2 separate regions of the Mus musculus genome follow, and region 1 is linked to region 2. The links are chromatin loops, found by intact Hi-C in ENCODE. Cell type or tissue: left cerebral cortex. All regions are shown on one strand. Links, peaks and the distances in the headings refer to the core of each region. The heading gives the core; the rest is flanking DNA.

The links. A loop is a pair of places that touch in the nucleus more often than their neighbours do. Peaks named below come from ENCODE experiments on the same cell type or tissue, not always from the same donor. Only the 100,000 strongest peaks of a DNase experiment are listed, where the experiment ranks them.
Region 1: a loop joins it to region 2, with 2.5 times the contacts of the local background. A loop is called at or near these places in 4 of 42 quality-filtered maps.

The regions. Positions count from the first base shown.
Region 1 is chr19:57,477,621-57,488,311 of GRCm38, reverse strand. Trub1 (TruB pseudouridine (psi) synthase family member 1) reads right to left here. Exons shown (of 8, transcript NM_028115.3): 5 at 4,659-4,731; 6 at 3,100-3,239; 7 at 991-1,047; 8 at 1-303. The coding sequence ends at 44. Among named protein-coding and RNA genes, the nearest start is that of 6720468P15Rik, 26 kb to the left of the region's middle. In left cerebral cortex, for the core only: CTCF peaks have their summits at 4,215 (motif pointing left) and 5,289 (motif pointing left); DNase peaks (open chromatin) are centred at 1,117, 1,762, 5,284, 7,837 and 1 more place; H3K4me3 peaks cover 196 bases; H3K27ac peaks cover 1,852 bases.
Region 2 is chr19:57,566,296-57,576,986 of GRCm38, reverse strand. No RefSeq gene overlaps it. Among named protein-coding and RNA genes, the nearest start is that of Atrnl1, 39 kb to the left of the region's middle. In left cerebral cortex, for the core only: no CTCF peak of the experiment used is centred there; DNase peaks (open chromatin) are centred at 4,153, 4,396, 5,471, 8,943 and 3 more places; H3K27ac peaks cover 2,888 bases.

The DNA.
Region 1 (10,691 bases), core at 819-8,818, 88 kb after region 2:
TCGGGACAGACACCAACCAGGAAATGATCCTCCCAGGCCGGCCTCACAGTGTCTTAACTGCGTCATCTTCTCTCTTTGTGTCCCTGAGAGTTATATATCCACAGCTTATAACCTGGTCACTGGAGTTGTCAGATTTTAGTTTTTTAAATGTCAGCTCCTCCGGCAGAAGAGACGTGCAGCGCTCGAGGGACTGTTCGATGTCATCGATGGTCCACCTGTCTTCGGGGAGGGCGTGCTGTGCAAGTGTGAAGGGCCCCTGTTTGGTGCGGGTCAGCTCCAGCACGCTGGCACAGGAAGAGAGCTCTACGGTACCCAAAAGGAAAAACGCAAGATGAGCCGCGTGGCGTTCACAATCCACAGTCTTCCAGTCAACAGAACTTCTGACCTCCCAGGGTGCCAGCCCAGCACCAGAGCCCAGAGCCTGAGGTAAGTCACTGCTTCAGCAGGAAAGATGATTTAGGGATGTAAATTTATACCTGTTTTCCTTTCTTGGCATTTGAAGCAAGCCCGGGACATAAATATTCCCACTACCTTGCAAATAGGATAATGTGACCTGTCCACTCATGTGATCAGGGGACAGCAGAGGCAGAGAAGGCACTTTCTGGGTTTGTAAGATTATGGCTTCCAGTTTTTGTTTTTTGTTTTTAAATGATTTGTATCAATGTAAATAATTTTTACAAGGATAACTCTTTGTTCTTCTGACCTCTACTTTGAGTTAAAATGCTTTTTACTTGGAAAGATGTAGGCTTCCCACCCACTCTCGCTGTGTTCATCTTCTGCCCCATCCGTGCTCCCTCTTCCATTACCAGCACCTCCCGGCAGCCACTGGGACTCAGAAGTGCACACTATAAACCCACAAGCATCTGAGCTCAAAGCAGCAGCTCAGTCCCTCCGCCAGTCCTCGGGAAAATGAAAAACAGAAATTTGCCTCTCCCGTCAGAAAGGAGCATGACCGTCTAAACGATGGTTCATAACTCATTCTCTGCTTACCTTTGCCGATGTCACTGACCAGGCTCCGGATGTAAAAGCCTCCTCCGCATTCAACATCTGGAAGGTCAGCAGTGCTGTGGTGAGAGGCTGGCCTCCGGAGAGCTCCACTTTACATAGAAACCACGCTCTTCAACACATGTAAAAATGGCTATGCAAACAATTGAGCCATAAAATATTTATATGCTGAGCCATAAATTATTCATCCAGCAGCATATGTGTTTGTGAGATCCAAAAGTCTGAGTGTGGAGTAGGCAGAAAGTCAGGAACACATTTTAAATTAACTGGCAAGCCGAACCACGTTAATACCTCAGCCTTGTTCATTTAATAGGTTTGAAATAGAAATCCCAGCTCTGCTCTCATGAGCTCGAGATGCTAAAAAGAATATCTTCAGATCTGTACACTTTGTTCATTTACTGTGCTTGAAATGGTCAGAAATCTCAGCTTTTCTATTGCGAGCCGTAGATTTCTTAAATATTTTCAGATTTTATAACATTTGAAAAAACATACATATATAACCAAGCACCAACCAAAACTCCCTTTGCCCATGAGAAGAACTATGCTTCGGAGGCACACACCGAGAGTCCTGTGTGCTCACGTTTCCTCGGAAATACTTCTGAGAAAAACATAACCAAAGCATTAGATAAATCTAAGCCACACAGTGCCGTGGAGGGTGACTCCTGCATGACACCCGACTTTGCAGAAGAAACCAGGTACACTCCCTCTTCCACACTCTCCGGTCAATACAGTGAGGCACTTCTCTGACTGACTGGCAGCCAGGAAACCCTGATCCTCCAGGTTTTACTGGCTCTGCCAAAGTGGAGTCTGCGTTTTCATGGAGTGAATGGAACGGACCACTTGGTAGGTCTGGGGTGTTTGTGTTTTTGTTCGTTTGTCAAGTCGTTTAGAATCAGGAAACATAAGACTGAGCCCGGTTTTGACTGCATCACCGTCTGCAGGAACTTACTGTGTATCACAAGGAGACACTGTGATGGTGGAGGAAGGATAGCTTTGGGAAACCCCATGGGAAAGAGATTCTATTCACCGTTACTGTGAAATTATTCACTGGATCAATTTCAGGAGCCCGAGGACAAAAAACTATATAGGCTTGTACAACTTTAAAACTGTATAAACAAGTATTTTGGCTTTTTATTTGACTTCAAGTATGCATCACATATTCCAATTGAGAGGCTTAGCTAAAACTGTAACCAGGTGTCCAACCATGCTTTTTGTCTTAGCTACTTTAACATCAATTAACTTGCAGTTCACAGCGGAGGGGCCGGCCAACAGAAATCAGTCTGCTTTTATAGCCTCTTATTCCCAATGAACAAAAAGGGCTTCGTTCAAAAGATCAATATTTACTCTAAAATGAAATATATTAAGTATAAAAAATGGAAGAAAAAGTATCTGTAAGATAAAAACTGTAATTTTGTAAGAGTTCTATTTACTTTAATTGTTACATTTGTGGTCTTTATTTGTGCATATGTCTGAGGACTGTGTATCTCCTTCCCAAAGAGGTCAGAGGGTATAGAATTCCCTGGGACTGGAGTCATGGAGGGCTGCGAACCGCCATGAGGGTGCTGGGAATCAAACCCAGGTCCTTGGAAGAGCAGTTAGTGCTCCTAACTGCTGAGCCATCTCTGGAGGGCAGCCTCTAAAATCTTGAAAACACTCATCCTCGACGTATTTCTCTAAAGAGATCCTAAGTATTCAATCCCAAGTTTACAGTAAGATGATAGTCAAACACGAGCATCGGTCTACTCGGGTTACCCTGAACCTGTAAGAAGTTACATGTACCTCAGGAAATCAAACCACAACTTTTCTTACATTCAAAAAAAATTCCAGCGCCGGGCATGATAGCACATGCCTTTAATCCCAGCACTCAGGAGGCAGAGGCAGGCGGATTTCTGAGTTCGAGGCCAGCCTGGTCTACAAAGTGAGTTCCAGGACAGCCAGGGCTATACAGAGAAACCCTGTCTTGAAAAAAACAAAACAAAACAAACAAACAAACAAACAAAAAAAATCCAAGACTATAGAGATCCATTCCAACTGTGTAAAATCAGCCAAACACAAAACAAAGACACAGGCAGGGTAGACCGTCAAACCTCTTACCCAGCGTGAAGAACGGAGGCTGGAACTTCAGGAGGGAGATACTGTGGACAGTCACGGGCCGGGCCGGTCTGGCCTCCACCACCTTGCCTTTCTTCATTAGCGTTGAGAGTCTCTGCCCATCCTTCTTCAGCGCAGAATAGCTTGTGCGATAAGGAGAGAATGAGAATGAGACGGCGAGGGGCTGAGGGAGGCATCCCTCAGAGGCACCAGGGATCGGAGGGCGATGAGCAGCTCCTCCCACTGAGAGCACTCCCGAAATTCAGCTAGTCTTTCCTCACGATCTACCCATCTCGGGATGAAGTCCCAAGCATCTCTGAGACGGATGTAGGCAGTGAGCAGCACCCATCTTTTTCTTTAATGTTCCTGGGGATGACCTCATCAGCTCCCTTCACTAGTCCCCATCTCAGGGACAGCTTCTCCCTGAAAAATGTCTCACTCGGTAAACACCACCAACTTGTGGGTAACCACAGAGAATGCTAAAGCAGTTCATATACGGGAAACATATACTTAACTTAGTTTAACAAATGATTCAAACATTTAATGTAGATTTTACTGAAAAAATGTACACGTTTTATATTTGAGGAAAAATCTTGAAGAAATCTAAATTCTAAAAGAACCATCAGTTACACATCCTGATGCGTCCTGTAGGCACGCACGCATTTGTGTCAAACAGCAATGTGCACACAGGCGTGGCTGAGTGGTGCTTCCACCTCCTAGTCACCAAGATGGTGGTGTCAAAGGGAGAGGTTTTTTTGGAGAGTGTCTAGGTCAGAAACAGAGCCCTCATGGCAGTGGACATCCCTCAGCCACACAATGACACACCAGCAAAGCACTCTGTCAGTGCCTTGCCCTGGACATAGCCTCCAAAACCATGTGGAACAGCTTCCTAGTCTGCGGCATTTTGTTACAGACAGATACTCTAACGCACTGAGCGAGACAGGTGTGAGGTAATCTACACTCACGTCCTTACAAAGCTGTAACCTATCTGTGGAAAGTGCTGGAGAGATGGCTAAGAGAGATGGTTAAGAGCACTACCTATTCTTCCAGAGGTCCTGAGTTCAATTCCCAGCAACCACAGGGTGGCTCACAACCACCTCTCCTGGGATCTGATGCCCTCTTCTGGTGGCAGGTGTATGTGCAGATAGGGCACTCACCATAAAATAAATAAATAAATCTATAAAAAGATTTATTTAAAAAGTAAGATATCCTGGGGCCAAACAGGCAGCACTTGAGACCCTGAGTCACCAGTCTGTTGCTCCTGCATAGCAACAGACTGCTGTATTCTCTGGACTCTGGCACTGCCCTGACGTCTATAGATAGAGCTTGAAAAGCCAGTGAAGCAGGATGTACAGAGGCCAGGCCGTGCTACCATCCAGCACAGACTGAAACACACCTTTTCCTTGGGACCAAAGCTTTACACCCAGGCTGGATGGGCTTAGCTCTTTTTTCTTATATGCAATGACCAGATTAAAACCCAGCAAATGAGCGCCCACTTTATTTTAATTCGGGGTTAACCAACAGATGATAAAATTAAACATAAATTCAATAACTGAACTTACAGCGGGGGTACTTGCATTATATTCCCAGTAAACTTCTGCAGAATGCCTTCGATATCTTCTCGTGTTATTTTATCTGCCAAAAACGAACCAAGGGAAGATGACAATGGCCACAGAGGCAACAGCCTCAACTGTGAAAAGTCATTTTTCTTCTAATAAAACATAAATTACAGAGGCTGGAGAGACGGCTCAGTGGTTGAGAGCACTGGCTGTTCTTCCAGAGGACCTAAGTTCAATTCCCAGCAACCACCCGGTGATTCACATCTCTCTCTGATTCCTGTCCTAATGAATCTGATGCCTTTTCTGTCCTGAGAAGGCACAAGGTACACGGTAGCTTACACACATGTAGGCAAAACATGTATACAAATAAACAAATAGAACACATCCAGAGATCTGCCATCTATACAAATAAATAAATAGAACACATCCAGAGATCTGCCAACCGCCATGCCATGTCTGGAGGTGCTGGTGAGAAAAGACAGTTAAAGACCCACCATCCAACCACAGAGTGGCAGGGCAGAGGACACAGAGACCGGCCTGGCCTGGCACCAAACCACGCAGGGCCATGCCACTCGGTGCAGGAGGAGAATGCCCACAGACCTGCCTGCCACCATGCCACCTAGAGGCCCATTGCTGCCATGACATGCAGTGTGGACAGAGGTCACCCGGAGGCCCACCTGTAGTGGGAGCCACTACAGTGTACAAGTGTGTGGTGACAGACAGGAGAGAAAGAGAAACGGAACAGTGTGAGCCTTATGAAAAGAGACGGAACTGGAGACGTGAAGGAGGGATGGAATAGTCTGTTGTGAGTAGCCAGTAACCATCTGAGTCCATGGTGAAGTCTCAGCCCATGCTGCCCATGAGGGTCATGTCCAGGTCTGTGGCCATGCAGTGGCAGACATCTCTGCCGATGTCCATGGTTCCTATTACCACCAGAGACCATGGGGATGTCCCTGGTCTGGGGCAGCTGCCTGGGACCATATAGATGTTCAAGGGCTGTGCAGAACTGGCCCTGCCCTTCAGGCTGAGGGACTCTGGAGAGTTAGCCCGATCTCTCACTGGCAGCAGCACCTGGGCAGCACAGTGGAGCTGGCCCTTGTAGTAGGGGCATGGGTAAGCTGGTCCTCAGGGCATGACTGTGGGAGAGCTGACTCCACCACTTCTCTGCTGGGAGGTGGTGTGGGTGCAGGGGTGATGCCCTCCCTGGTCCTTCACCACCCGCAGCAGTCAGGAGAGGTGGCCTCCGGGTCATGAGAGTGGATGAGCTCACTCTGCCCCTTGCCAGCTGCAGCACTCAGGAGAAGATGCCCTACACCTCACCTGGGTGGCCCTGGTAGGGGGCAGGTGCAGGTGAGCTGGCCCCATGGGTGTGAGCACCAGAGAGCTGACCCCACTACCGATCTTTCACGAGGTGGAGTGGGTAAGGGGTGATGCCCTCCCCAACTCGCCCATCAGCTGAGATCAGGAAAGCTAGCCTTGCCCCATCCTTGGCTGTCACACTCAGGAGAGGGGGTACTGTACCTTGCCTGGGCAACACAGTGGAGCTGGCCCTGATGGAAGGCATGGGTGAGCTAGCCCACAGTGTGTGAGGGTGGACGAGCTGGCCCAGCCCCTCACTGGCTGGGATACTTGGGAGTGTGGGCCCTGTGCCTTGACTGGGCAGCACAGTGCAGCTGGCCCTGGAGACGTGGGTGTGGGTAAGCTGGTCCCCAGGGCAGGAGAACAGGAGAGCTGACCCTGCCTCCTGCTACTCAGGCATTGGGTGACCCAACCAGAGCAGTGCTGGAGAGCTCGCCCTGGTGGTACAGGTAAGGGAGAGCTGGATGGATGACCCAGATCTGGGGCTTTGAGTTGGCCCACCCTAGCATCTACATCATCTGTGGACTGTTGGAGCACAGGGAAGGGCTGGCCAGTCCTGCTGATCAAACCGCAGGATCTCCATGACACAGGGCAACAGCAACTGGCAGGAGTCCCAGTGAGGATCCAGTACTGATGGTGTCACGGAAACCAGAGATCTCGAATCGGACCAATGACTCAATGCAATGAACACTCACGCGTGGAGATGTGTGGGCCGAGGGACACACTGTGGGCACACTGGAGCTTCTGCAACAAGATGCTTTCTATGATTTGGGCTTTTTATTTTTGTTTTGTTTATTTGCTTATGTTTTTTATTTTGGGGGGGTGTTGTGAGGGCAGACGGTAGATACGAGAGGACGGGGTACATGATGTGAAACTCACAAAGAATCAATAAAAGGTTAAAAACAACAACGATACCAAAAAATAAAAAATAAAACAAAATAAAAATCCAAACAGTTCCAAAAGGCAAAACTTGGGTTTGCCGTGTGCCGAGTTCCCTGCACGGCCACATGAATGAAGTGATACTTGGATCTGCCTTTTGTCCTGTCATGAACCCCCAGTCTCTCCAGGGCTCCTTATCCCACCATCTAGTTCATGTGTGGTGTGCTTAGGCATGTAAAAACATAAAATTAATTTTAAAAGAATGGATGAAAACAGTATAAACCACAGTGCACATCCCACAGGCCAAACACTGCCTTTGTTGAAAAGAATAAAATACATATTAATGAGATGAAAAGCAAAGAAACTTTTTTTTATAGACACTTAATTTTCCTTGGTTCAATTCTCACCCTACCCCAGTCATTCCTCACTCTAAAAGAAAGTATCATATTTGTATTGGTGATTCTGATGGTGACTTTAAAAAAAACAAGAAAGATATGAAATTAGCTACAGACACGGTCCTATGGCGATCGATACAGGGTGATCACAGGGCAGGCAGATAATGCCCGCACCGCTGCACTCAGTTCCTCTGGGCTCCGGGTCCAGTATCTGTCACAGCAGAGGACAGCGGGCACAGCTGTACCGTCACTCTCACTTGATAGAATTTAAAACTAGTCTTATGCTATGGAATAGATTTCACACACACACATTCGACTCTGTCTCCAAGCAGAGCTATTGATCTGTCTCCTGACCCTTCTCTGCTCTTGGGACTTCCCTCTGCTTTTAAATGATCACTCTCAGTCAGCTTAAAAACAAACCAGCACAGAAAAGGAGTACACCCAGCAAGGACGTTGGCATGCTCGGTAAGCATTTTTAAAGGTGGATTTTTAGAAAATTTGAAGACTTATATAAAAAGCTCTCCACATGTCGGGCACATTTTCAGGTCTGTTGGTGCATTCGACAGAAGGATGGCAGTGTTGAAATCGCTCTCTGCCTGCAGACAGTCACACGCACAGCACACACACTCAGGATTTGTGTTTTCATACTTGTAGAGGAGTCTTTACATCTGCTTCAAGAACAAACCATGCCTTGGAAATTCTCTATAACTCATTTAGATCACAGTCAATGTTTTTATTTTTCAGAAAATTTAAACTTTTTAGGTAAAGTATATTTGATATTACTTGAAGATATGAAACAAAAATTAGTGTGCTCTGAATTGTTCCAACACCATGGTAGAACTTTAAAGGACATCAGGGAATACTGTGTACACCCAACAAGACAGTCTTAGCCTCACTGTGACCCTGTAAGCTAAACACAAACAAGACTCAGACAGTGAGAGGCTGCAGCAGCCTCCAGACCACAGAGCCCAAACAGCAGCTCCGCCTTGTTTGCTGCACAGAGATGTGGCTCAGAGTCTGGGTGAGGACTTTCCCATTAAAAAAGTCTCCCTCTACTGTGACATTAAGAAGTGATTGAACACGACACCTTGGGTTAATCCAAGCTTGCCAAATCTAGGTGACTATGCTGCCACCAGGCTGAACTTGCTAACAAAATGCCATGGTTGGTGAAACTACTACAGTGTGTTAACTCAGCCAGGCGGTTCAAAACAAGACCAAAGAGCTTTCCATTCGTGCCAGGCTCCGTGCCTCCCTGGCGCTCCTTTTCTGCGAATGTGCGGCCTCTGTGCTGATTCTCTGACTTTCTCTCACTGATGCGTGCGCACGCACGCACGCACGCACGGGTGCACACACACAAGACACACACACACAAAGACATACACAGACAAACAGACAACACACAGAGACACACAGACACACACACATGCGCACACACACACCACACAGAGAAAGAGACAGAGAGACAAAAACAGAAAGACACACACATGGAGGCACATACAAAGACAGATAACACACACACAGAGACACATAAAGTCACACACACACCCAGACATACACACTACACACAGATACCACACACAGAGACACACACATACACCATACACAGAGAGAGACACACAAAGAGGCACATGCACAGGCAGACAGACAGACAGACAGACTCTGAGACATTCTCCCTCTCATCACATTTCCTAGCTCAGGCATCCGTGGTACATACTGATTGTTGTGCCGTTTTCCACTGCATGCTAAGCTAATAGCTCACCAGCAAAATCCTGGGCTTTGAAGACAAAGACAGTTTTTCCTCAGAGATAACATACACTATAAAGATGGCACTCAGGACGTTCTTGCTGAAATTTAATTTGCTCAGGGTAATAGAATCTCCAGGTTGAAGGACATTTAGAAGTCACCTAGGCCAATCATTTATCCAATGTTAGGACGACCAGACAGAAAGCCCACAGAACAGGTTACCTCATAATAAAACCCAAGCTCATGGCACATGTGCACGAAGTGAAGCGGCTGGCTGTGTCTAAAGCCCAATACGAGTCCAATCAGGCAGCTGTCTCATAATTTAACAATGCCTCTACCATAGGATCTTAAAAATGCACAAGAAAATTCTCCACATCAAAGATACCCAGTGAGGAACTCAGAGAAGAGAGGCGTAGCTCAAGTGCAGGGGGCTCTGGGGGTCTCACACTTTGCTCAATAAATAAAGAGCCATCGGTGTGAAAGCATTCATTTGAGCTGCATTTTAAAAAGTAATTCTCTAGGCTTAGGTTGTAGCCCCGTGGTAAAGCAATTGCCTAACAAAAAAAAAAAAAAAAAAAAAGTCCTGAGTTCAATCCCCAGCACTGATATCTGCACCTACACAAACACACACAGACATACATACATGCACATTCCACACACACACAGATGCACACACCACACACATCACACACACACACACACACACATATGCACATTCCACACACACACAGATGCACACACCACACACATCACACACACACACACACACACACACACACACACACACGCACACGAACCACACACATCACACACACACACACACACACACACACACCAGACACCACACACATACACACTCTTTATCCCCATGAAACTAACATATACATGAACAAGCTATACAATCTCTGCTTACCACGCATCCATCCTTCTGTGCACGCAGCACAGTGGTTGATACCTGAACAACAGAGCTAAAAGCAGAACGACCGGGCTGAGTACAACTTTGTACCACACTAAGCCATCCTGCGACAGAGCAGCCGCTAAGCCGGCAAAGCATCCGTCAACCACCGTTTCCGGCCATTCAGTCTGGCAGGAGTGTGGTCTCTGAGAGAAGAAAGGGGCCAGAACCTTAAAATGTGCTTCTGCCAGGTAAGGATCGGGATTTCCCTGGCCAGGTCAGTGGGTGGGGAGTCAGGGAGAGCCAGGATTTGAGGCAAGTACACAGAGAGAGACGTGGTAGGATTTCTGAGACCTGGCCGAGTTCTAAGCTATACATACATATAGTGAATATTTATAACATCAAAAACCCGACCACTGTTGAAAGTTTTCCAAAGGACTGAATTTCAAGCACACAGAAGGAACTGCTGAACACCTTAGACACTCAGCATAGACTCTAAAAAAGCTGGTAGCCACTAGCATAGGTCTGACAAACTGTCTAGACTCATCCTAAGAATCTAAGTCAAAAGCGATTTGTACAGATGAGTTAAACAAGGTTGAACGATGAAAAGACTAATATATAGTCAACTCCATTTCGATATAGCAGCAATGAATAATCAGAAGTTAGAATCTGACCCTGTTCCCAAGAACAACAAAATCTGAAACACACAACAATTTCATATACCTAAGACATGAAGGAACACACTGAAATCTAGGAAGTACAGCT
Region 2 (10,691 bases), core at 1,670-9,669:
TACCACAGTAATGGTAGTGCGAGTCTGTCTGTGTTTGCGAGTGTGTGTGTGTATTTTTCTTGAAAGGTCTTCACAGTTATAGAGCATTAATGAGCCTCTGTGAGGTCAGGCTTGTCACAAAGGTTTTCCTCTCCTCTTCTGGAAATAGAACAGGATACAGCCCCGCTGGCCTTGCCAGCCTCCCAGAGCCTATGGATAGAATTAACAATTAGCCAGAGCTGGATAAAAGACAGGGATGCTCTTCAAAGAATCCTAACTCTTTGTCTGAAAGAACTTAGGGGTAAGACTGATTTTATCCCTGAAGGCATGAAGTTGAATATTTAATCCCCTGCAGATAAATGGGTCTCAAATGAAAGGACAGTTACCAGTTTTAGGGTCTGGAACAACATTTAATGCCTTGAAACAGGTAGTTCCTGGATTAAAAACCATCCAGAATGTTAGGAGCAAGCTGGAACCCTGAGTTCCGAACCGGCACCATTTGAGCGTTTATAGCAAAACCACTTCTCTGCATAGGTGCAAAAGCCAGAGGCCAACACTTCCCACTTGAGTCAAGGATAGCTGCCACCATAAAGAAAAAAAAATAATAATCATAAAGTGTCTTCAATAGAATCTCAGTCTCCTAATTAAAGAAACACTGTGTCTCTTGCATGGTTTCTTTGTTTCTGTATTGAGCAAAGCCAACCTGTTCTTTTAATTGCATAGACAGTACCTTTCGGTTCCTTGGCTGATAGTGACTTCCTTGCTGGAAGTGAGCACGGAAATGGACAGATCAGTGTATTTCACCCAACCCAGTGAATTCTTTACACACGAGTCGTCAGGCAAAGGCTTCTGTATCTCGTTGTCCAATGCCCCTTGATATGTAAGCCAAGAGCCTTAATGCACATAAAACATTTATACTCAAGAAGCACAGCTCTCAGTAATAGACAGATACGTGGCCGCATAGCTGAGGGCAACATCAGAGGGAACTATTTGTGAATGACTTACAGGGAAATTGCCCAAATTATCAGTGGATTCAAAGCAACTATGCAGTGAAACTATGGGCTTGTTTAAAAAGCAAAACAAAGAGGCAAAGTTTATCTGAAAAGCTGACCCTTCTCATTTCTCTCTCATAGTTCACCACAGGAACTGGGGCTCCCGGGGGTGGGGGCTTGCTGAACTGACAGAATGCTTAGTACTTCAGGAGGTGGTTTGGGGATTCAGGTACTTGCATTCCTGAGGGCATCCACATAGAAAGCCAAGAGGGTCATTTCAGAGGGGAGGCTGGCCACACAGAAGTGGTGGCTTCCTCTTCTGAGACTGTATCACACATGAGTATATCTCTCAGGCTGTTGCTGATGCCATGACTTGAGTATCAGAAAGTGGGTAATTCATAAATGAATGAAGTCTGATCTGCTCAAGATCAGATGGGGGAGGGGGGAGAGACTGGCCATATTCAGCCATACTTAACAAATGAACTCCATGGACGGGACAGTGTCATAAAACACCTTCTCAGACCTTTAGGAGGATATGCAGACTGTCCAAAATACAGCTCTCCACCCCACCCCACCTTCAGGAGGCCTCACTGCAGTGTGGAAGTAACTTTAGTTCCAAAATGTAAACACCTAGCCACATATCCGTTTCTAGAGAGCCTATTCTGAATTGGGTCACTTGCTTTCTGAGTGTTTGGCCTGCGCTCAGATGACGAACTCTGGGAGCCTGACTCAGTGGCTACAATGTATCCGGTCCAGGGTAATCTGAAGACATTGCTTTTCAGGATCAAAGCAAACACAAAGCCAGAAGCCTTGATTCCAGAGGTCTGGGACAAGGCAGCCACCACAAGCACTGAGCAGCGGGAAGGGAGAGAACCGTGCAAGGAGTCTCGGCAGGAGCAGCCTCCTGCAAGCTTTTTCTCAGGGACTTGTTGCCTCAACAACAAACAGCTCATAAGCTAGCAAAGGTACTGAGCTCCAGACACCACTCATTCGCTTTATCTCCTGCCCTCCTGAGCTGGTTTATGGAAGCTCTTACAAACTGTAGGAAGACCTCAAGGGACACTGCTCTCAACACTTCATACTACCAGCCCTTGCCCCAGTAAGCTCAGCCCCATCCCCAGCCCTCCTAAGACCCACTAGCACCATTAACACTGCAGGAAGGCAAGGGTAGGCACACGGAACAGAAAATGATGGAGCCATAGACCCCACAGCCATGAGGTGTTAGAGGCTAAGACCTTGATACCAACAAAGGCTTTAGTGTGCCTCTCTGGGTTCTCTTTGTACTGGTCCGAGCAGAGAAGCACAGCAGTAGGTGATGGTAAGCGCCTCCATGGAGATGTTCTTCCAAATGATGGCAACAGTTGGGGGTGAAAAAGAGAAAATGGAATAATCAATCAAGAAATGTCTGCCGTGGACCTCCTTTGCGAAAGGCACTGATAGGTGCTGCATGGGGCCTACAGATGGGTAGAATATGGCCGACAGCCTGAAGAAAACTACACTCTATTTGGGGAGATGAGGCATGCACACAAACAGAAGTTACCCAAATAAAGACAGCCGATACCAAGAACTGTAGGTGGAGTAGACCACACAGCTCCACAAGTTTGAAAGCAGCATACAGCAGTGCAAGCTGGCGCTTTATTAGTTCTTGGTTGCAAGGAGACTTCAGTCAATGTTGGCCAAAATAAGTACTTACTGGGGAAAAAAAAGAGGCAATGACCTAGACTGGATAAATTGAACAGTGGGCACTGGAGAGATGGCTGAATGGTTCAGAGCACTTGCAGAGGTCTCGTATTTGGTTCTTAGCATCCACAGGGCACTTCATAAACTCTCATAACTCTAGCTTCAGGGGACCCCACAGCCTCTTCTCCTACAAGTGTCCTCATGTACACACACATGTATGCACACACACACACCATACGCATACACACATTCACACACATACACTCACATACCACACACACATGCACACACAATCACACACACATGCCCACACACACCACACCACACACACATGCACACATACATATACCATATACCACACACACACACACACACACACACACACTCCCCACAGTCACACAGACTCACATACACACACTCATATACCACACCACATAAACATTCACATACTATACATACATGCACACACACACACACACACACACACATACACACCACATACCACACACACACAGACACACACACCATATACACACACACCACACACAGACTCATACACACATTCACATACCACTCACACACCACACCACATACACACACTATACAAACATGCACATACTACACACACACACAGACCACACCACATATCACACCACACAGACACACACTCACACACACATGCCACACACACACCACATACCACACACACCACACACTCACACAGACTCATATACACATACACCATACACACACACTATACACACATACCACACACTCACACAGACTCACACACATTCACATACCACTCACACAACACACCACACCACATACATACTCACACACTATACACACATGCACACACTACACACACACACAGAGCACACCACACAGACACATAGACAACACACACACACTACACCACACCTATCACAAAATGAAACAAAATGTTCTTTTTTTTAAAAAAAAAGAGTTAAACAACAGAGTTTGAGAAGGAAGGAGGCAGAGTGACCCCAAATAACCTCCTTGTTGCTCACCGTGATGATGCATGTGAAGAATCAGGCCTGGGCTTGCCTGGACAGTGGAGTAAAAGGGGCAAGGACAGGGATGTAGAGTTCCCACATCCTCTAACCAGAGAGAGTTTGTACTTATTGCTCTGAGAGTCAGGGAAGAGATGACTGATCAGTGGTAATTGATGCAGGGACTGAGGAGACCGGGAGGTGCTTGTGTATCCTGGAGGGCAAAACTATTATTATGGCTGTCATGTCAGCCATAATGAGGAGTTCTCCAAAACCGTCAGAGAGGGAGCGGCTAGGGATTTTTAACTACTTATGAGCCAAGAGCATCTCTCTGAAACCATCTGTCTGTAAGCTTTTCTGTGCTGGGACATCGGTTCGGCAATCAGTATGCAGGAGGAAACACTTGACGTTCTGGTTTTATTGAGCAGTATCGACACGCCCATGCATCCATGACAGCTAATCACAAAGTTCCAATTAGCTCCTGTCTCCTGATGCCCTTCCACCAGGATATGCTGTTCAAACAAGGACAATGTACACTCTCGCTCTCGCCTGGAAGAGACCCCACAGAGGAAAGCAAACCTGAAACATTGCCAGGAGGTGGTGAGAAAACAAGCCTGCATTTACAGGGTTTGGACACTGTGCTGTGTTTTATGGAAGAGGAAATATATTTCAAATTTTTTAAATAATATTTTTAAAAGTCTTCTGGCCACAGGATGGGAGTTAAGGAGTGGGTGCAGAAATGACAGCATCATATGCAGCAGTCACAGATGGCTGCTTCAGCTCGGCCGAGTAGGCGGCAGAAAAGTTGACAAAAGTCTCCCCGAAATCTTTCTTTTTTTTTAATTAGATATTTTCTTCATTTGCATTTCAAACGCTATCCCCAAAGCCCCCTATACCCTCGCCCTGCCCTGCTCCCCAACCCACCCACTCCTGCTTCCTGGCCCTGGCATTCCCCTGTACTAGGGCATATAATCTTTGCAAGACCAAGGGCCTCTCCTCCCATTGATGGCCTACTAGGCCATCTGCTACATATGCAACTAGAAACACAAGCTCTGGAGGGTACTGGTTCGGGTTGCAGACCCTTTTAGCTCCTTGGGTACTTTCTCTACCTCCTTCATTGGGGGCCCTGTGTTTCATCCTATAGATGACTGTGAGCATCCACTTCTGTATTTGCCAGGCACTGGCATAGCCTCACAAGGTCCTGTCAGCAAAATCTTCTTGGCATATGCAATAGTGTCTGGGTTTGGTGGTTGTTTATGGGATGGGTCCCCGGGTGGGGCAGTCTCTGGATGGTCCTTTCTTCTGTCTCAGCTCCGAACTTTGTCTCTGTAACTCCGTCCATGGGTATTTTGTTCCCCATTCTAAGAAGGAACTTAAGTATCCATACTTTGGTCTTCCTTCTTCTTGAGTTTCATGTGTTTTGCAATCCAGAAAAATCATTTAGAAATTTAAAAAATTTTAAAAAATGGGGTACAGAGCTAAACAAAGAACTCTCAATTGAGGAATACTGAATGGCCGAGAAGCACCTGAAAAAAATGTTCAACATCCTTAATCATCAGGGAAATGCAAATCAAAATAACCCTGAGATTCTACCTTATATCAGTCAAAATGGCTAAAATCAAAAATTCAGGTGACAGCAGATGCTGGCGAGGATGTGGAGAAAGAGGAACACTCCTCCACTGCTGGTGGGATTGCAAGCTTGTACAACCACTCTGGAAATAAGTCTGGTGGTTCCTCAGAAAATTGGACATAGTACTACCAGAAGATCCTGCAATACCTCTCCTGGGCATATACCCAGCATATGTTCCAACTATAATAAGGACACATGCTCCACTATGTTCATAGCAGTCTTACTTATAATAGCCAGAAGCTGGAAAAAAACCCAGATGTCCCTCAACAGAGGAATGGATACAGAAAATGTGGTACATTTACACAATGGAGTGCTACTCAGCTATTAAAAACAATGAGTTTATGAAATTCTTAGGCAAATGGATGGATCTGGAGGATACCATCCTGAGTGAGGTAACCCAATCACAAAAGAACACACATGATATGCACTCACTGATAAGTGGATATTAGCCCAGAAACTTAGAATACCCACAATCTTTCTAAGAGTTTTCTTATTACTAAATGACTCAGTGACTGCACTATTAGGAAAGGAGCCCTATTCTCCCACAACTTAAAAGCCCATGAAGGATTCCAGGAAGCTAAACCTACTTGTCTCCTTTCATATCACTGGTCCTGGCTTTACCCAGATCATCATATGATCATCTCTTAGCAAGAAGGGCCTGACTCAGTGTGTCCCACTGACTTCTGTGCTTGGTTCTTTGAAGTAGTCTGTCTTTATCCAACCTTAGCTACCGCCAGGCTGTAAAAGTTCTGGTGAGAGAGACATTATGTGTTCAGCTCTGCTTATGACAGAGTGGTGACTCTGTCCTCTTGTTTGGTCATGAAGAGCAGGAAGCCCATTGGGGGCCACACAACAAAGCCATGTTCTTCGGTGTCTCTGGAAGCTCCGCCCTCCTCCACGGAACTCCTGAAAGAATCCCGATGGCTTCAGAACTCAGGGGTAAAGGAAAAGTGGTATTCCAGTCCCAGTGTCTCACGAACTTTAAAACAAGCAGAAATATTCGTGAATGGTACTTGCTACTTTAAACAGCATACTTCACACATTTGCAATCACTATGTGCTCTGCAAGGTCCTATTAGTGGTAATGCAGTTGTTATTACTATAGTTTTATAGATCAGAAATGAAAGATTCAGAAAGTTTAAACTCCTCACCTTATAGAACCATATAAGGTTTCTATATGGGTGAAGCTAAGGCTCCCACCTGAGTTTCCACCCCACCCGGGGTTCTAAAGGAACAGACAGTGGTGATTCCGTTCTCTGAGGTAGGCGCGAGAGGCATGCAGGCTTTGAGCCCCTGTGCAGCCTTTCCTCTGCTCGGAAAGATGCAGAGTTGTCAGCTCTCCTCTCCTGAGCTGGAAGGTAACCCTAGGATCGTCTGTGTGACTTCACTGAGTAACAAGGGCAAGTTAACCAGTTGGTGAGAGCCAAGGTTCAGCTTTCAGCATGGATATAAGTGACCTGAGAAAGCAATCTATTTACCAACTTAGGTTCAATGCACAATCAGCTCATCCATAACTCTACAAGATCACATAAACAATGCAATGAAATCATTTTAACCTTGAACTGAAAATACTCTGTGTTCCCCCTTTTAAATACTTGAGATGTCTCATCCGATATAAAGCCCTCTTGAACAGAATCTAATTTTTGGTAACGTTTCAGCAACATATAATATAAAATGTAAATTGGTATAATCCTCTTAGGAAGCATTTGGGAAATTTATATTAAGAATCAGAGAAATGGTGATACTATTTGATTTAGTAATTCCACTGGTGGGAAATTATGTAAAATATCTAAGAAACCATACTCTGTCACAGGAGTATTCAAAATAATATAGACAAGCATAATTCTTAGCAATTTGTCTACCGTTTATAGATGTTCTTGGTGGCAGAGAAAACAAATGAGCCCAAGTATATTCAGTCAAGGAAAATAGCAGGGAGTAGTTCCTGGACTGAAGGACACAAAGAAAGGTTAGAGTGAAGGTCTATCCAGTTTCAAGGTCCTTGGCATTGAGGTCTCATGAACCTTCAAGTTCAGGTCTTAAAATGGGCCACTGTAGAGAGAATATAAGATACTTCCTCAGTCTCATGTTTGGCCCCATTTGGGGGCACAGCCTTTGGGGCTCAGAGAGGCAAGCTTCTTTGAAGGAGCTCTGGAGGTAGGCCCGGAAGCCTTGGGGCCTGGCCTATGTCCTCTGGGCTCTGTGCTGACGGCAGATGCTATGTGACGTTCCTGCTACCACCACTCACACACCCCGCCCCGTCATGAACTGTATCCTTACGTTGCTGTCTGTCCTACATTTAGCCACAGCAACAAGAAGACTAATGCACATACCCTCTTCCTACCCACACTTGAGCAATGGGATATGGTGCCCAAGGCCCTATTATCTAGTGATTGCTCATAACTGCATGGAAAGAGTCTCTCTAACCCCTGAGTAACTCAAAACTGGGATGGAAAATGCTGTGCTCAGTGGCCTGTGCAGACGAGTGCAGAGGAGAAAATGGCATTTCCCTAAAAGCAAAAACGTAGAGCAGGTGTCCACCACCAGGGCAGGTGGCCAAGTACATTTTTAATGTGTCAATTAGACAACATCTTGTGGTCATAAAGATGGCAGTTACAGAGACTAGAATGATTGTTCTGTCGTTTTAAATAAAAACGCAGGCTAGTCAAAATTTTACCTGTTGTGCTTAGGAAAGAAAAAAAATCACTCAAATCTCTATGAGCAGCTAGGTATGTTTCTGTCTTATCTATGCTGGCAGGAGAAAAGTGCTTTCCTTCATGGGCTGAAACCAGAAAGTGGTACAGGGGCTGGTTCTGAAGATGCCACACTTACCACAGGAAGGTAGGAGGGTGGGATCTCGTAGGATTAGAAGGCTGGCCCGTGTCATCTAGTCTGATAAGTCAGAGATGGAGCTGAGAATGAAAAGGATGCCCAAAGTCAAGGGTTGAGAAGGGGACAGTTGAACAGTCGCTGCCTTTGGTCTGAGCTTGGCTGGGTCGCCCCACATCCCTCTTCACAGAGACCTTAGTTATAGGAGAAGGCCTCAGGGAGGGAGCAGGAGAGGGGAGAAGTAGATTGATTCCACTTTGTGAACATTTCCCTTTTTTACTTGATTTTCAGGGTGTAGTTTAATGGTAGAGCATATGCTTGGTGTGCACAGGACCCTTGGTTCAACCTTCAGCACTCCCTAGCCCAAAAGTACTAGTACTCATGAATAAGAAGAACAAATAAAAATGTACTGCAGTTTTAAATTTTTGATCGATTCTATGTGCTTTCTTCTTAAATGCCTGGTGCATAGTCTAAAATGCTTTGCATTTGGAATATGAGAAACGTCTATTAAATTCAACTGCTGTCGATATACGGGAACTGTAAAAATGTTATTGGTTTGGTTTAGATATTACCCACCTTTCTCCAGCTCCCAGAATGCAGTCTTCCTATTCTATAACTTAATGATCCAAAAGGAAATCTTTCTCAATGCTCAGCTGAAATGACTTCATGATTGGTTCCTTCCAGGTTCAGTAATCTTTTGTTTTTATAATGCTCCAAAGATTCAAGGATGAAAGCATCGCCTACAGCCTTCTTTCAAATGTCTACAATGTTTCCCTTGACAACACGAAGACAAGGAAACTGTGACTAACAAGTCACTTTACACGAAAATGGATTCTCTGTAAAACAAAGTAACTGCAAGACTATATGAATTTGTGTGTGGTTAGGAACATAGCACCCTTCTGAATCTCCATGTAGTTAAAATAGACATTACTTCTAGCTTCAGATTTTCCATAAGGGAGGCAAAAAGAAGAATGTCCAATCCATGCAGACATAATTATATAAAAGTTTTTGAGGAATTTGAAAAAGAAAGTAGCAGTGTTTCCTGACAGCTGATCATCATTTTTAAGGTTTATCTTTTGCACTGGCTAGTTTTGTGTCAACCTGACACAGCTGGAGTTATCACAGAGAAAGGAGCTTCAGTTGGGGAAATGCCTCCAGGAGATCCAGCTATAAGGCATTTTCTCAATTAGTGATCAAGGGGGGAGGGCCCCTTGTGGGTGGTGCCATCTCTGGGCTGGTACTCTTGGTTCTATAAGAGAGCAGGCTGAGCAAGCCAGGGGAGGCAAGTCAGTAAAGAACATCCCTCCATGGCCTCTGTATCAGCTCCTGCTTCCTGACCTTCTTGAGTTCCAGTCCTGACTTCTTTCAGTGATGAACAGCAATGTGGAAGTGTAAGCCGAATAAACCCTTTCCTCCCCAACTTGCTTCTTGGTCATGATGTTTGTGCAGGAATAGAAACCCTGACTAAGACAAATTGGTACCACCATAGTGGAGTATTCCTGTGACAACCTGACAATGTTTTGGAGAGGACTGTGGAAGGACTTTGGAACTTTGGGCTAAAAGATCAGCATTACAAGCTCTGTGGGATGTTGTATAGGAGCTGGGAAGATAATGTTGAAAACAGTGCAGAAGATGAAGGCCTGGCTTGTGAAATTTCAGAGGGAAGATTAAAGACTCTTTTCAGGGCCATTGCTATTTTGATTGTGAAGATCCTGTGGTTCTGGTTAGAGGGGGCTGAAGGATCAGCTGGGATTAACAAGATACCAGAACTACTAAAGTGAAAACTTTGCATTGCTGGGACTATTGATGCTGGTTAGCTGGAGCTAAGAAATTAGCAGTGATTAAGAAGAGACCAGCATCGTTGAGGTGACATCTGGGAAGTGTTTTCTGAAAGCACAAAGAGGCTGTGTTCCAGAGATAGCCAAGGTTGTACTCCTGCTGCACTGGGACTTGGTAATGTGTAAGGGTCACCCAGGTGGTACTGGTTTTGAAGGCATGAAGAGATCACGCAGAGCAGCTGAGGCTCAGCAATGTGAGAGGCCATGGAAGGCCATAGGTGAAGGTGCAGCCTCAGTTGCAATTGATGGCCCTGGGTCATGCAGGGTTTTAGAGATGCCAGGACCATGAATGACCACCAAGAACAGCAGCAGCAGTGGAGTACAGGCATCTGGAGCCTAGAGGAAAAACTGTGTGCTACAAAGGACAGGGCTGAAGAAGTGACCCAAGCCCTTGGAGGAGCCCAGAAGATTGTGAATGGATCCCAGACATTGGACAGTTGGAGTTTGATTTTGTTTTTCATTGTGACTGTGCCCTGTGATGCTTTTCCCTCTTGAAGGAAGTATTTTAGTGGAACCCACAGTTAAGAGACTTTTAATTGTAAAGACTTTGGATTTTAAGAGAGATTGGAATTTTAAGAATTTGCAAAGACTGTGGGACTTTTAAAGTTGTTTAGATCTTGGGGATGAATAAGAAAGTAAGGGTTGAGGTTTACTAGTGAAGTGTTTGTGTGTCAAGTTGAGAAGGGGTCAATTGTACTGGCTGGTTTTGTATCAACTTGACACAGGCTGGA